2 separate regions of the Homo sapiens genome follow, and region 1 is linked to region 2. The links are chromatin loops, found by intact Hi-C in ENCODE. Cell type or tissue: OCI-LY7. All regions are shown on one strand. Links, peaks and the distances in the headings refer to the core of each region. The heading gives the core; the rest is flanking DNA.

Region 1 (5,376 bases), core at 302-5,301, 59 kb before region 2:
ACACAGTCCCACGCATATTATCATCAATGTGGGAAAACGAGAGGGGGAAGGCTGCCACGGACACAGGAAGTGGCCGCACAATGCAACATCTACTTACCCTCTGAGGGATGGTTTGAGTCCCTGTCATCGAAGGGTAGACTGGCAGAGGAACTAGAAGATGCAGACAAGGCCCTCTTGGTACCTCCCGCAGCTCTCTGCAGTGGGGAAGACATGCTTGGCGAGGAGGAGCTATGGGGCCAGGAAGACGAGGACCGCAGGGTAGGTTTGGCAATCCAGCTGGGGAAGAAAGAGAAGAAAGGGCTCCTACCACAGCACTTCTCCATCCCCAGCCGTGAGCAGTCCCTTTCTTTGCAAGGGAATGGTTCTAGAACTGTGGGGTCAGGTGAGGGGGACCAAAAACTAAGACAAAGGCTGGGCACCGTGGCTCATGCCTATAATCCCAGCACTTTGGGAGGCCAGGGCAGGAGGATGGCTTGACCCAGGAGTTCAAGACCAGCCCGGGCAATACAGCAAGATCCCATTTCTACAAAAAAAATAATACTAATTAGCCAGGTGTGGTAGCACGTGCCTGTATTCAGCTATTCAGGAGGCTAAGGTGGGAGGACTGCTTGAGTCCAGGAGTTCAAAGCTGCAGTGAGCTATGATCGCACCACTGTACTCCAGCCAGGGTGACAGAGTGAGACTCTGTCTCAAAAAATAAAAATTAAAAAATAAAAAATAAAAGGAGACATTATAGGAGGCAAGTCTGCAAAGCCTTAACTACAAACTAAAGAAACCAAAAGGAAAAAGAAGACTTTAAAAAATCTTTAGAAGTCTAAGAAGTCTTAAGTCTGTTCCGGGTGGAGCAGAGTTAAGTATGCCAATTAAATTATTGGGTGCTGGCCGGGCATGGTGGCTCACATCTGTAATCCCAGCACTTTGGAAGGGCAAGGCAGGTGGATCACTTGAGGTCAGGAGTTCGAGAGGACAACACGATGAAACTCCATCTCTACTGATGGATGTGAAAGGATGACTCCATCTCAAAAAAAAAAAAAAATTACGTGCTGACTGAAAATAAATTTGAAAGCAAGGTGTGTGACAGGGAAGGCTACTACCTGTGTAATATTCTGTTACTTAATGATAAGTCCTGAGTCATATTTCCAATCTCTCTTAACCAGCCTGTATTTGTACATTGCTTGTGTACAAGCTTGCTAATTTCCACAAATGGCAGTAGGTTGTCTGCTCCAATAGGGCCAAAAATGCATCTACTGGATTCAAAGCTCAGTAAGGGCCAGGTGCAGTGGCTCATGCCTGTAATCTTGGCACTTTGGGAGGCCAAGGCAGGCAGATCACTTGAGGTCAGGAGTTTGAGACCAGCCTGGCCAACATGGTGAAACCCCTTCTCTACTAAAAATACAAAAAATTGCTGGCCGTGGTGGTGGGCACCTGTAATACCAGCTACTGGGGAGGCTGAGGCAGGAGAATTGCTTGAACCTGGGAGACGGCAGCTGCAGTGAGCCGAGATCATGACACTGCACTGCAGCCTGGACGACAGAGTGAGACTCCGTCTCAAAAAAACTCAGTCAGGAATGAAGAATGTCTGAAGTACTGTATGTGTAACGTGGCTTGTGATTCTTAAGCCCTGAGTGCAGCTTGAGCTAGTCCTTCATGATCTAATACCAAAATGTTCAAGATCTGTTTTATGTCATTGGTGCCTTCTAATGTTGGCCTGTTGTTTTCCTTGCTGAGACTAGATTATGATGTGGTATATTGTTTTTATCAATTTAACTTATAAGTATTTATAAGCAGCTTATTCTTCATGTTGCTCTCATTTACCCTGGAGATGCTTGATTGCTTTTTTTTTGTTTTTTTTTTTTTTTTTTGAGACAGGGTTTCACTCTGTTGCCCATGCTGGAGTGCAGTGGCACGATCACAGCTCAATGCAGCCCTGACCTCCTGGGCTCAAGTGATTCTACCACCTCAGCCTCCTGAATAGCTGGGACTACAGGCACGTGCTACAACACCTGGCTAAGTTTTGTACTTTTTGTAAAGATGGGGTTTCACCATGTTGCCCAGATTGGTTTTGAACTCCTAGGTTCAAGTGGTCCTCCTGCCTTGGTCTCCCAAAGTGCTGGGATTACAGATGTGAGCCACCATGCCTGGCCAAGATGTTTTATTGCTAATTATTTGTCTGTCCACATTGTTATCATCTCCTAGAGAAATTGCTAGAAGAGTGAGATTACGTGTCCTCTAAGTTATAAGTTCACAAATAAAAGCCCAAAGGAAGTTAGGTAGCAGACTTAAAAACAAATTAAAAAGACCCTGCAAAACTTGGTCTTAAATGAAAGGTGACATTCTCCAACCTGGGTTGTCTTTCTGGTTTCATGGGACTGTGCAGTGCAGTTGGAGGGTGACTGGGCCCTGTTTCCACGGCACTCTCTAGGTGCAGGGACCATTGAACCATGTCTGCTATTCCTGTCTTAGCTCTGTACTGAAATAACAGTTGTGTTACTGGGTTTCAAAAGAAAGTCCATCCCTCCTGATCTAGGCAGAAAGCCATTAAAGAAAACAGAAGGATAATGAGCAGTGGGAAAACAAACCAGAAAAGTTACCGATTCACCCATCTTGTGTCAGAATCGACAGGCCTGTTGCTCCTGCTGGAAACCTAGGATGTACGTTTGCAATGAGAAAAGAGTGAAAGACTTGAGCAGGTACATTACGAAAGAGCAATCACAGCGGCCAGTGAATATGAAAAGGTCCTCAACTTAGAGAAGTCTGGAGAAATCCAAACTAAAACTACCCTAGGATACCACGCTACACCCACCAGCTTTAGGCAGGATGCAAACATCAGGAATTCTACCCTGCTGGTGAGCAGTGAGAGAGCGCATAAACCAGTATAACAACTTTGGAAAACAATTTAGTAGGGTGGAAAGCCAGGTGGACCACTGAGCCAGCAGTCCCATTCATTAGTACATACCCCATGCCTGCTCCTCTGTGTAAGAATATTCACTGCAGAGACCGGGCGCGGTGGCTCACGCCTGTAATTCCAGCACTTTGGGAGGCCGAGGTGGGCGGATCATGAGGTTAGGAGATAGAGACCATCCTGGCTAACACAGTGAAACCCCGTCTCTACTAAAAACACAAAAAGTTAGCCAGGCGTGGTGGCGGGTACCTGTAGTCCCAGCTACTCTGGAGGCTGAGGCAGGAGAATGGCGTGAACCCAGGAGGTGGAGGTTGCAGTGAGCCGAGATCACGCCACTGCACTCCAACCTGGGCAACAGAGCGAGACTCTGTCTCCAAAAAAAACAAAAAAAAAGAATATTCCCTGCAGAATTGTTCATAGCAGGTTAAAATGGAAAACAATCCAGTGTCCCTGAGCAAGAAGGAGGGATAAATATATGGTGGAGAGTCATGAAATAGAACAGCATACTACAGAGAAAATGAATACTTCTGTTGTTACAATAAAATGACTTCTAAAATAATGTCTACAAAAAAGAAGCCAGGGCTGGGCACCAGTGGCTCATGTTTGTAATCCCAGCACTTTGGGGGGCTGGGGTTACAAGATCACTTGAGGCCACGAGATGGAGACCACCTTGGATCTCGTTAACCACCTTTTATGTAGAGATGTGGTGAGACCCCATCTCTACATGGAAAAAAAAAGCCAGACATATTAAATATACGCTGTATGCTTACCTATATTGTGATACCCTACCTTATTTTAACGTGATTGTCTCTCTTAGCTGAGAGAGCCAGACAGGCTCCATTTTAGTTCCTTCACTTGCAGCCCCCTCCCTTAAAGGCATAACTAGTCTAAGCTGACTCCATGCACGTCTAGGAATGCACTTACTGATAAGGTATCGAGGCAAGCTGAACCAGCAGCTCTTGGGGACTCGCTCGGTGGATGATACCAAAAGACCCTGCATTTATCTCTTTGTGGTAGTTTGAGCCCCTGCACCTGGAACTGTTTATTTTTCTGTAACTATTTATGTAACCAATTAATCTTTTTAATTTTTCCCTGTTCTGCTTCTGTAAAAATTGTTTCAGCTAAACTCCCCCTCCCCTATTTAGACCACGGTATAAAAAGAAATCTAGCCCCTTCTTCGGGGCCAAAAGAATTTTGAGCTCTAGCCATCTCTCAGTCACCGGCAATAAAGGACTCCTAAATCAGTCTCATGGTGCGGCGTTTCTCTATAACTCGCTCGGTTACAACAATATCAAGACTATATTGTTTAGGGGCCAGGCATGGTGGCTCACGCCTGTAATCCCAGCACTTTGGGAGGTCGAGGCAGGCAGATCGCTGGAGGTCAGGAGTTCGAGACCAGCCTGGCCAACATGGTGAAACCCTGACTCTACTAAAAATACAACATTAGCCGGGTGCAGTGGACGGCGCCTGTAATCTCAGCTACTCAGGAGGCTGAGGCGGGAGAACTGCTTGAACCCGGGAGTCAGAGGTTGCAGTGAGCCGAGATCATGCCACTGCACTCCAGCCTGGGTGACAGAGTGAGATTCTGTCTGAAAAAAACAAACAAAAAAAACAAACAAAAACCCAGACTATATTGTTTAGGGATACTTAGTTGACAAAATAACAGACACAAACAGGACATAATTACCATAAAAATCAGGACCTGGGGGGGGGGGTTGGGGGGGGAGATTTAAGTGGAAAGAATGGAGCGGTGACAATGTGTGTCAACCTGGGAGGTGGTGACCCTGGGGTTCGCTTTGTAATTCCTCAAAATGAGCATTTATGTGCTATTCACTTTTCACAGGGCAGAATCTCTGAACTAACATGTTTACGCAGCCATATGCAAAAAAAAAAAAATGGATAATTTGTATTCTAATTAAAATATTTAAAAATTGGAGACAAGGCGGCCGGGCGCGGTGGCTCAGGCCTGTAATCCCAGCACTTTGGGAGGCTGAGGCGGGTGGATCACAAGGTCAGGAGATCGAGCCCATCCTGGCTAACACAGTGAAACCCTGTCTCTACTAAAAACACACACAAAAAAATTAGCCGGGCGTGGTGGCAGGCGCCTGTAGTCCCAGCTACTCGGGAGGCTGAGGCAGGAGAATGGCGTGAACCTGGGAGGCGGAGCTTGCAGTGAGCCGAGATCAGGCCACTGCATTCCAGCCTGGGCGACAGAGCTAGACTCCGACTCAAAAAAAAAAAAAAAATAGAGACAAGGAACTAACTATGTTGCTCACGCTGGTCTCAAACTCTCAGGGCTCAAGCAATCCTCCCGCCTCGGTCTCCCAAGGCGCTGAGATTCCAGGCATGAACCACTGTGCCCAACCAGGGAAAAATAAAATAAAATAAATAAATAAATGTATATATATATACATACACACACACGGGTGTGTATGTATATATATATGTATATATACACACACGTGTGTATGTAT
Region 2 (5,376 bases), core at 277-5,276:
AGAAGTGTGGGGGCTTCAACCACATTGGCCTCTGGGTTTTCAAAAACCTGTCACCCCAAGCCTTGGCCTTATGGTGAGCAGGGCAGATTTACAGGCCCGAGCTGCCTCAGAGGGCACAAGGAGCTAAAGGCTGAACTCCTCACGAAAGCAACTCAGACAATGGAGGGTTAGCTCCCCTGCAACCTGGCAAATCCACACTGTAAATTAGGTCAAGTTTATTGAGGTACAATGTTCATATGATTAAATCCACCCTTTTAAAGTATATGGTTCAAGTCCAGGCACAGTGGCTCACACCTGTAATCCCAGGACTCTGGTTTGAGACCAGCTTGGGCAACATAGTGAGACCCCCATCTCTACAAAAAAACAAAACCAAAAAATACAAAAATTAGCTGCACATGGTGGTGCGTGCCTGTAGTCCCAGCTACTCGGGAAGCTGAGATGGGAGGATTGCTTGAGGCTGAGAGGCAGAAGTTACAGTGAGCAGAGATCGAGACACTGCACTCCAGTGTGGGCGACAGAGTGAAACTCTGTCTATGAATAAATAAATAGAAGTATATGGTTAAATAAGTTTGATAAATGTGGATGGTTGTGTAGCTGCCACCACAATTCAGATATAGAACATTTTTGTCATCCAAATATTATGCAGAGAGGCCAGGTGCAGTGGATCATGCCTATAATCCCAGTGCTTTGGGATTCTGGGGATAGAAGGATCACTGGAAGCCAGGAGTTTGAGACCAGCCTGGGCAATACAGCAAGACATCATCTCTACAAAAATAATAATAATAATAAAGTAAAAATAGCCAGGTGTGGTGGTGTGCACCAATAGTCCCAGCTATTCAGGAGGCTGTGGCAGGAGGATCACTGAAGCCCAGGAGTTTGAGGCTGCAATGGGCTATGGTCACGCCACTGCGCTCCAGTCTAGGCAACAGAGTGAGACACCATCTCAAAAGAAGGAAAGAAGGTAGGAAGGGAGGAAGGGAGGGAGGGAGGGAGGGAGGGGAAAAAATATCTATTACCCAAGAAAGTTCCCTGAGGCCCTCCCAGGTCAGTCCCGTCCTCCTACTTGGCCCATGGCAACTGCTGATCTGTTTTCCATCCCTATCATTTTGGCTTTTCCAGAACATCAAGTAAATGGAACCATTCAGGTTGTGGCCTTCTATTAATAGATCTGACTTCACTCACTAAACATAATGCATCTGAGATCCATCCACGTTATTGCAAGCCTCAAGAGGTCCTTCCTTCCTTTTTCTTTTTTCTTTTTCTTTTTTTTTTTTTTGAGATGGAGTCTCACTCTGTCGCCCAGGCTGGAGTGCAGTGGCACGAGCTCGGCTCACTGCAAGCTCCGCCTCCCGGGTTCACGCCATTCTCCTGCCTCAGCCTCCTGAATAGCTGGGACTATTGGTGCACACCACCACACCTGGCTAATTTTTTTGTATTTTTAGTAGAGACTGGGTTTCACCCTGTTAGCCAGGATGGTCTTGATCTCCTGACCTCGTGATCTGCCCGCCTCGGCCTCCAAAAGTGCTGGGATTACAGGCATGAGCCACCACACCTGGTCCCCTTTTTTTTTGAGATGGGGTCTCACTGTCGCCCAGGCTGAGTGCAGTGGTATGATATCTTAATCCACCTTCTTAATCCGACTCACTGCAACCTCCGCCTCCTGGGTTCAAGCAATCCTCCTGCCTCAGCCTTCCAAGTACCTGAGATTACAGGTGCACACCACCATGCCCAGCTAATTTTTGTATTTTTAGTAGAGATAGGCTTTCATCTTGTTGGCCAGGCTGGTCTTGAACTCCCGGCCTCAAGTGATCCTCCCTCTTCAGCCTCCTAAAGTGCTGGGATTACAGTCATGAGCCACCGCACTCAGCAAAAGCTCCTTCCTTTTATTGCTAAGTAGTATTTCCCTGTAGGTCTAGATCTCAATTTGATGGACATATGGGTTGTTTCCAGTTTTTGGCAATTATGAATCAAGCTACTGTTTGTATTTGCATACAGGTCAGTCAGTGGACATATATTTTCATTTCTCTAGTTTGAGACCAGCCTGGGTAACGAGAGTGAAACTCTGTCTCAAAAAAAAAAAGAAAAGAAAAGAAAAAAAGAAAAAAGAAAAAAAACCCTGCTGTTTTAGTACTTAAAGTATCAACCACTACTCAAAGAATTGAGATAGGAGTACCCACTCGTCTAGGGTAATCAACCATCCTGGCTTGCCCAAGATTCTCCTGGTTTTAGCACTGAAGGTCCCACTTTCTGGGAAACCCTTCAGTCCTAGGATCAAACTAGGACAAGTGTGGTCACCTATTTTTTTTTTTTTTTTTCAGACAGAGTCTCTCTCTGTCTCCCAGGCTGGAGTGCAGAGGTGCGATTTTGGCTCAGTACAGCCTCCGCCTCCTGGGCTCAAGCAATTCTCCTGCCTCAGCCTCCCGAGTAGGTGGGATTACAGGCAGCTCCCCCCACCCCACACGCCCGGCTAATTTTTTTTGTATTTTTAGTAGAGACGGAGTTTCACCATGTTGGCCAGGCTGGTCTCGAACTCCTGACCTCAGATCATCCACCTGCCTCAGCCTCCCAAAGTGCTGGTATTACAGGCGTGAGCCATGTTATTGAATGTCAGGCTCTGCTGGACACTGCATGTCCAAACGTCATTTTACCCATGTGCCAGCGACAAGGTAGATTCGCTTGTACCAATTTTGCACATAAGGAAACAGCCTTAGAGAGGTTAGGTTGCTTGTGCAAGCCCAGGGTAGGTGGCACCCAGTCTGCCAGTCTGCAACGCACTGGTATCTTCCAGCCAGTAGACCTTGCTCCCTGGGTGCCCAGTTCTGGATCTCAGGAAAGGTGGATTAAGGCTCCTAGTGGCGGGACCTGGGTGGGGATTTGCTGCCCTCTGGTGGCAGAAGGGACATCACCCTGGGTGTGAGACTTGTGGGCATCTGTGAGGCGGCCTTTCATCCCAGGGAGCCGGACCTCAAATCTGACCTCAGCCCCAGGAAGGTGCCACCAGGAAGGTGCCACCTAGGAGGGTGCCACCAGGGTTCCCGCCAGGGTCTGCTGGGGCCCTGTCCCATCTGTGTGAGTCACATAATCACTCAGGCTGTCACAGACCCAGGGCTAGACTGCTGGGTTTGAGTCTGTGTGGCCCTGAGCCAATTGCTTTCTCCTCTGGGCCTCAGTTCCATTTCAGTAGAATCAGGATGATAGCCTGGGCAACATAGCAAGACTCCAGCTCTACCAAATAAATAAATAAATAAATAAATAAATAAATAAATAAATAAAATATTAGGCTGGGCAAGGTGGCTCACGCCTGTAATCCCAGCACTTTGGGAAGCTGAGGCGGGTGGATCACCTGAGATCAGGAGTTCGGGGCCAGCCTGGCCAACATGACGAAACCCTGTCTCTACTAAAAATACAAAAATTAGCCGGGCATGGTGGCGGGTGCCTGTAATCCCAGCTACTCAGGAGGCTGAGGCAGGAGAATCGCTGGAACCTGGGAGGCAGAGGTTGCAGTGAGCCGAGATCGCGCCATTGCACTCCAGCCTGGGTGACAAGAGAGAAACTCCCTCTCAAAAAATAAAAATAAAAAGTTAGCTGAGTGTGGTGGCACCAGCCTGTTGTCATAGCTACTCAGGAGTCCAAGGCTGAAGAATTGCTTGAGGTCAGCCTGGGAAACATAGCAATACCCCATGTCTACAAAAAATGTGAAAAATTAGCTGGGCATAGTGGTACCTGCCTGTAGCCCTAGCTTTTCTGGACACTGAGTCAGGAGGATCCCTTGAGCCCAGGAGTTCGAGGCTGCAGTTAGCTATACTGGCACCACCGCACTCCAGCCTGGTGACAGAGTGAGACCCCGTCTATTGAAAAACATATATCTGCTGATAAATATGTCCACAATTTAGACCAGACTTAGACACTGAAGTTATTACCAGCTCCTTCACACCCACATGCCTTAACTCTCTCTTGCCTTCATGCATTCCTTCACTCCATTCATTCGCTTAACTTTCATCCAGCAGATATCTGCCAAGCACCAGCTCTGTGACAGACACTGAGGCTGGGGGTGCCAGGGAGACCTTTACCAACCGGACAGACACTGCCCCGCACTCCTGGCTCTGTGGCTTTCTGATAGTCCGTGGCCTCACATGTTCATTTATTAAGTGTCCTTTTATTGATTGAGTCTTCATTCTTTCTCTTAATGTCCTTATTCATTCATTCATCCATCACTTGCTCATCTCACTGACACGTCTATTCAGTCTTCATATATGTTTTCATTCCTTTATTCTCCAAGCATCCTGGAAGTACCCACTCTACACCATGCCAGGGTTAGATGCTGGGATTCTGGCCCAGCCCACCACACTGCCAAGCCCATGGGGACACAGATGGTGAGGACATAGTGGTAACTACTTCACCAGTTATTGGGATTCAGAGCTGGGAGAGCACCAAGAAGGGAGCAATTCACTTCCTGGAAGTGAGGGGTGGGAGAGGCAATCTGAGAAGGCTTCTTGGAGGAGGTAGCATTTTGGCCAAGTTGAGAAGCCTGTATGGGAGTTCTCCAAGGAGGAAAAGATGCTTTGTTTTGTAGACAAAAACCTTCGTTCTGTGGAGTGTTTGGAGAAAAGTGAGGTACTGGTTGCTAATGTGTGTGATCCTGGGTGAGTTTGTGTGCATGGCCCCAGCCAGGCCAAGCCCTCCCCAGGTTCCAGTGACAGACCTGGGCCACTAAGGACCCTTAATTCCACCCTGAGCTCCTAGAAAACCACCCACTATTGGGCAGCCAGGAATGACCTTTGGAGAACAAACACTTCACCCTCCAGGTACCATCCACTTGTCCACCTGTTCATCCTCTTGGGGACTCAGTGGGAGGGCGACCCTGTCCCTAGGAGCCCATGTCCCTCCAGCAAATGTTTCTTTTATTTTTATTTTTATTTATTTATTTATTTTGAGACAGAGTCTTGCTCTGTCGCCCAGGCTGGAGTGCAAAGGCGTAATCTTAGCTCACTGCAACCTCTGCCTCCCAGGTTCAAGCAATTCTCCAGCCTCAGCCTCCCGAGTAGCTGGGATTACAGGTGTGCACCACCACGCCTGGCTATTTTTTGTATTTCTAGTAGAGACGGGGTTTCACCATGTTGGCCAGGCTGGTCTCAAACTCCTGACCTCAGGTGATCTGCCCACCTCGGCCTCCCAAAGTGCTGGGATTACAGGCATGAGCCACCACACCAGGTTTTTGTGGTCACGGAATGGTCTTGTGTGATGTTGGTGTCCTGGAAATTACTTTTGTTTGACAAGAGAACACCAAGACCCAGCTGTGAATGTCTGTCCAGCTCCCAGGGAAACAGAACAGGAACTGGACAGAGCTTCTCCTTCACATCCTTTCCCTTTTTCCTT

Evidence for each region. A loop is a pair of places that touch in the nucleus more often than their neighbours do. Peaks named below come from ENCODE experiments on the same cell type or tissue, not always from the same donor. Only the 100,000 strongest peaks of a DNase experiment are listed, where the experiment ranks them.
Region 1: it touches region 2 in a loop (7-fold over the local background); 3 of 110 quality-filtered maps call a loop at or near these places.

Annotation. Positions count from the first base shown.
Region 1 is chr7:102,329,319-102,334,694 of GRCh38, forward strand. No RefSeq gene overlaps it. Among named protein-coding and RNA genes, the nearest start is that of SPDYE6, 24 kb to the right of the region's middle. In OCI-LY7, for the core only: no CTCF peak of the experiment used is centred there; a DNase peak (open chromatin) is centred at 2,423; H3K4me3 peaks cover 782 bases; H3K27ac peaks cover 1,751 bases.
Region 2 is chr7:102,388,037-102,393,412 of GRCh38, forward strand. The region is part of intron 4 of LOC100630923 (LOC100289561-PRKRIP1 readthrough); the gene reads left to right. Among named protein-coding and RNA genes, the nearest start is that of PRKRIP1, 5.6 kb to the right of the region's middle. In OCI-LY7, for the core only: CTCF peaks have their summits at 2,880 (motif pointing left) and 3,084; a DNase peak (open chromatin) is centred at 2,875; H3K27ac peaks cover 648 bases.